Regions from separate parts of the Homo sapiens genome. Here region 1 is linked to region 2. The links are chromatin contacts, found by Hi-C in ENCODE. All regions are on one chromosome and are shown on one strand. Each heading gives the region's core, a stretch centred on a gene start or an enhancer-like site at or near the end of the contact. The rest is flanking DNA. Distances are from core to core; before and after follow the strand shown.

Region 1 (2,700 bases), core at 177-2,676, 440 kb after region 2:
CACATCTGCTCACAGATATCCTAGTTCCTCCTGACCCCCTGAACCTTAGAGGTCTGCACTTCCTCCTCTTCTGAAGTTAGGCATGGCCATGTGACCTGCTCTGGCCAATGAAACGTGAGCAGAAGTGACGAGAGTCCCTTCGGGGAGGAAGCCTTCAAAGCCAGCATAATTGTCACCTTTCATTCACATTGCTGCACCATGTGGGTGCTCGGCTGGCAGACAGCCCCAGCAGCTTGGGCTCCCAACCACTCTGATGAACAGAGCCCCATTGACCGAGGCAGGATGTATGATGTGGGCAAGACACACCAGGGAGATTTGGGTTTGGTTGTTACTGTGGCTAACATAGCTTATCCTGACTGATGCACTTTAAAAAATATCAATCTGACAATGGTCCATGGGACCACCTTCCAGGTGAGACAGTCTCCAAACTCTCGCCAGCCTGCAAGACCTTGCAAGTGCTGCCCCTCTGTGCCCCCGCCCCCCATCTTCCACACACTCCCTCTCACCATTCTGTGGCCCAGATACTTTTATCAGATTCTCAAATATGTCCCGTTCACAGCAGTCAGGGTGTTCCCCCATGCTGCTCCCTTTGGTGGGTGCTCTTCCCTGCCTTCTCCTTGCTAGAAAGTAAGCTCTGGTGGGCAGCCGCTTCCTCTCTGCTGTTCACTGTGGTGTCCCCACATCTTAGTGACTACCTGGCACACAGCAAGTGCTCAATAAATATTTGTCTAATGACACTGAATGAATGTTTGCCCAGCTGAGTCCTGCCCCTCCCAAGTCTCAGCTCGACAGCACATCTTTCATTTGGCTATGACCTGCTGATGTGGCTTTGCTGGGGGCAGCCTGGGCTGGTGGGGGGAGGCTCCCTAGGCTGGCATCCGCCCAGCTCTGCCGCTTGCTGGCTCTGCCGCCGTTAGCGTGCGCTTTAACCTCTGACCTTCAGACCTCTCATGCGTACAGAGGGGGACATGGATCTCCGGGGTCGCTGCGTCTTCCTGACCACTGACGGCCAGGACGGCCCCAGCCCCGCTTTACCTGCAAGCCCCACTCCAGGCTCGAGCCCCCGAGGGCAGGGATAGCTTCCCGGGTCCCGAGGCTTGACCAGAGCCTGAAAGCTCCTGCCGGGGGTTGCTCCGACTCAGCGAGGCGCCAGGCTGCCCGGCGCGGCTGGGGGCGCTCAGCGCCGGGACCCCAGCCCTGCCCCGGCCGCCCGCTGGCCCAGTGCGCACGCTCCGGCAGCTCAGCTCCCCCTCCCACGGCGGCAGGAGAGCTCCCGGCATCTGCCCGGGGCGGGGGCGGGGGCGGGGCGGGGCGGGCGCCGCGCCCTCCTGCCTGACTGGCAGGAAGACAGACCAATCGGAGGGGCTCCCCGGGGGGAGGGGCGGTGCCGTGCCTGAGCCGGGCGCGGGCGACCGAGGGAGCTGCAGCCACCCGCGTGCGGCACGCGCCGGCCGCCTGCCCGGATCGCGGCCACCAGTGCCGCGGCCTCTCGACTCCCGCCCCGCCGAGCCGCGCGCGCGACTGCCATCCTCCTCAATTGCTTTTTACGATTTTTTTTGTGCATGCATTCATTTTCTGTTCCGTTTTGTCCTTTTTAAGGCGGTGGCGGCGGCGACAGCGGCGTAAGCTCGCAGCGGGGAGGGGGCGGCCGGAGGATGCGGCGCGGGGCTGCGCTCGCTACGTCCGCTGCTGCTGCCCGGCTCGGGCCTGAGCGCCGAGCAGGTGGGTACAGGTGCGCCGGGGGGCGGGAGGCGAGCGCTGGCCAGAGGGAACCCGTGGACCCGGCGACCGAGGGGCGGACCTGGCGGCAAGGGACGCGGCGACCGGTGCCGCCCCGCCCCATCGTCCATCTCCCCCTCCTCCGGCCATCGCGCCCCCTCTGGGTCCCCCTTCCACTCTCGCATCCCACCTCAGTGGTCCCCCACCCTTCCATACCCATCCCCCACTCCTCTTCAGACCCCCTTGCAAAATCTCCCAGCCGCTGCGTCGCTTCCCCCAACACCCCCTCCCGGTCCCGCCCCCAGCCCCCAGCTCTCCTTCACGCCACCCCTATTTCCACTCTTCTCCGGATTCCGCCCTCAAGCCAAGGAGCGGGAGGGGGACCCACCCGGTGCCTGCCGGAGTGGCGCGGGGGGTGTGGCCGGCCCGTCCCCTCCGTGTCTTCCGCAGGGTAGGTCACAGTCCCCCAGATCTCCGCCCAGGTGGCAAAGAAGATGGAGCTGGGGGCCGCGCCCCGGCGGCGCGGGGCCCGAAGGCGAGGCCGCCCAGCCCGCACCCCACCCCACGCACGGCACACGCCGCCGCGGCCCCTGCCACGCACACCCTCGCGCTGCTCCGCCCACGTGGGCGCCGGGGAGGAGGCTCGAGAGATGGGAAGAAAGGCTGGCACCCACCCTCCTGCCGGGCCGGCGCGCCCTGGGCGCACTGGCCTCCGGAGATGGCGCGCAAGGATTGACTCTCGTGGTGCCAGACACCTTGCCGGGCGCCCTGCGTCGGGGCCAGCGGCCTCGCTGGCCTGCGTCAGTGCGCTGCGGCCTCGCCTCCCAGCCCCTCGGTCCTTCGCTCCATCCCCCCTGCTGTGGGCTCCTGAGCATCCGGCCTGGGCAGCCCAGATAGAGGCCGCTTACGAGGCTGGCGCTTCTTTTCGCCTTAGAAGCATCCCGCTCCCACACACCCCAGCTCGCCGGTCTCCTGAAGGCT
Region 2 (2,700 bases), core at 121-2,620:
ACACAAGAAATAGCAAAGCACCTCAAAAATTTAGAAATAACCACCAAAGCCCGGGAACAAATGTGACTGCTGCAAGAGCTTACAATCTAGGCCCTAATTCCTGTATGTGAGAGCATTTTCAAACAAAATTACTTCCCAAACAAAAACACGTTAACAATCGAAACTCATATTGAGGTCATCAACCACAGACCATAGCAGAAAACGTAGTGTTAAGTGAGACAGAGCATAGACAGGAAAAAAGAGAAAACAAAAGGCTCTCTGGTTTCGGCTTCTCCAGGGTGTCAGCCAATCTCCACCAGTTGACCAGAATCCATTGGCTGGAAACCTAAAGCACAATGGGAAGAAATTCATCATCGAGAGGTTAATCCCAGGCACAACGACCCCCAAACCCTCACGAACGCCACTGTGCAGGACGCCACCTCTTCTGGCCACCACCTGACTCACTCCAGTCTCTAGCAACGTTGACTTGTCCAACGTCTTCCCCGAAAATCCTCTATTTCCACCCCCGCTTGCTGGACGGCCCGGGACCTTGTCCGTTTCTGTTTCCTTGGCGACTCTGAGATTTATGACCCTTCCACTGAACACGCATCACGCCCAAACCCGGCCACTCTGATTATCCCACGCCGCCACCGTCAAAAAACAAAACACGAAGACGGGGCCCAGATCGGCCCTGACCCGAGCACGCCTTTATTCTCCCGCCCCACCCCCGATTCCGGTGCATCTCGATGAAATCATCGCTCTCGAAGAGCGGCCAAGCTGGGGCCGCTCCTCGGCCTGGCGCGGGTGCCCGACTTACCGCCGACCGCGCTCACGACGACTCGCTCTTCTCTATCCGCCGGACCAGCTCCACCAGCATCTCTGCCATCTTCGCAATCTCCTTGGCCTTCTCCTCGGCCTTCTCGCACCTCTTGGCCGCCCGGCCCTCGGCCGCGTCGCCCGGGTTCTGGAGGTGGTTGAGGGCGCTCTCCTCCGAGGCCTCCACCTGCGTTTTGATCTGGATGAGCATATTGTCCATCTCCCACAGCTTGCTCCGGTTCCGCAGGTACGCCCGCCCGTGCTCGCGCGTCAGCGACGCGATGTCCTCGCGCATCTCGTTGATGACCGGGAGCAGAAACTGCTCGAAATCCTCCTCGGGCTCCAGCACCTCCACTTCCTCCGGTTCCGCCAGCTCGACGATGTCCAGGGGCCGCATCTCTTCCCACTGCCTCGGAACCGCAATAGCGATGTCTGTTGGAGAGAGAAAACCGACACTCGCTATGCTTAGCAATAGAGAGCCCGAATATTCCTGAAAACTTTTACCCTTTTTCAACTTTTCTTCTCAGAGAAGCCACGGACAAGCGACTTACGCGCAGAGTAACGGCGAACAAAATGGAGTCCCGGCCGTCAACCAGCGCTCTGCGCGTTGCGGCCCCTTTCACGACACAGCCGGGCCTCTTTACGGTCAGGGGGGCGAGCTGCGGGCGCGCGCACGTCTAGAAAGAGAGGCACCGGCGGCGGCGTCGCGGCCGCACGGACGCGCACGCAGGCACGCGCAGGTACGGGACCGCACGCTCTCGCTCGTTCCTGCTTTCCCGTTACCTCTGTGCGTCACCCCTGTTTTACCCTGTGTTTGGAGGGTGGCCTCTTCTGGGTGTTTCCCTCCGATAGGGCTTCTTGAGCACGCGAGTTTACATTTTTTAAAAAGGCCTCCCGCACTTCCCAGGCGCGGTGGCTCACGCCTGTAATCTCAGCACGTTGGGAGGCGAGGTGGGTGGATGGCTTGAGGTCAGGAATTCGAGACCAGCCTGGCCGACATGGCGAGACCCCGTCTCTACCAAAAATACAAAAATTAGCCGGGCGTCGTGTTGCACGCGTGTAACCCCAGCTGCTTGGGAGGCTGAGACAATCGTTTGAAAACGGGAGGCGGAGGTTGCAGTGAGCCCATATCGCGCCACTGCTCTCCAGCCTGTGCATCAGAGTGAGACTCCGTCGCAAAATAAATAAATAAAATATAAATGAAAATTAAAAAGGGCCTTCCACACTAGAAGAGGAGGATCCTACGTGATAATGCAGCTACCCCAGGTGGACGCTTAAAGCCCCTTCCTTTCACGCAGGGGGACCTGAGTCCCCTCAGCCGTTTTATTTACTTTTTTTTTTTTTTTTTTTGGAGACAGAGTCTGGCTCTATCGCCCAGGCTGGAGTGCAGTGGCACGATCTCGGCTCACTGCAAACTCCACCTCCGGGGTTCACACCATTCTCCTGCCTCAGCCTCGCGAGTAGCTGGGACTACAGGCGCCTGCCACCGCACCCGGCTAATTTTTTGTATTTTTAGTAGAGACGGGGTTTCACCGTGTTAGCCAGGATGGTCTCGATCTCCTGACCTCGTGATCCATCCACCTCGGCCTCCCAAAGTGCTGGGATTACAGGCGTAAGCCACCGTGCCGGGCCTTATTTACTTATTATTATTTAAAAAGTTTTTTTTTTTTATTGAGGCAGGGTCTCGGTCTGTCGCCCAGGCTGGAGTCCAGTGGTGGGATCATGGCTCACTGCAGCCTTGATCTTCTGGCCTCAAGTGATCCTTCCACTTCGGGCCTCCCAAAGTGCAGAGATTACAGGCATGAGCCGTGCGCCTGGCCCTTTCTGCCTTTTTAAAGAGTAGTTTTCCTTCTTCCTTGGATGACAGTCAGAAGGGTCTGGGTGTCTTTTCACCAAACCGGCCTC

Evidence for each region. Hi-C counts contacts between places; a loop is a spot of excess contacts on that map. Pooled maps may share reads with other maps.
Region 1: a loop to region 2 is called in a pooled map, with 15 times the contacts of the local background. The contact joins the promoter of JAKMIP1 here to the promoter of MRFAP1 in region 2. A Hi-C loop is called at or near these places in 6 of 37 single-sample maps with no recorded cell type and 8 of 50 pooled maps.

What each region holds. Positions count from the first base shown.
Region 1 is chr4:6,199,275-6,201,974 of GRCh38, reverse strand. JAKMIP1 (janus kinase and microtubule interacting protein 1) reads left to right here and starts at 1,426. Exons shown (of 21, transcript NM_001099433.2): 1 at 1,426-1,722. It overlaps JAKMIP1-DT (JAKMIP1 divergent transcript), which reads right to left and starts at 1,242. Exons shown (of 4, transcript NR_037863.1): 1 at 1,036-1,242. RefSeq lists silencers at 1,011-1,770, 2,041-2,390.
Region 2 is chr4:6,639,355-6,642,054 of GRCh38, reverse strand. It overlaps MRFAP1 (Morf4 family associated protein 1), which reads right to left and starts at 1,370. Exons shown (of 2, transcript NM_033296.3): 1 at 797-1,370; 2 at 1-325. The coding sequence starts at 1,192. The coding sequence ends at 809. It overlaps LOC124900653 (a long non-coding RNA gene), which reads left to right and starts at 1,434. Exons shown (of 2, transcript XR_007058007.1): 1 at 1,434-1,535. RefSeq lists a silencer at 333-402 and an enhancer at 2,376-2,700.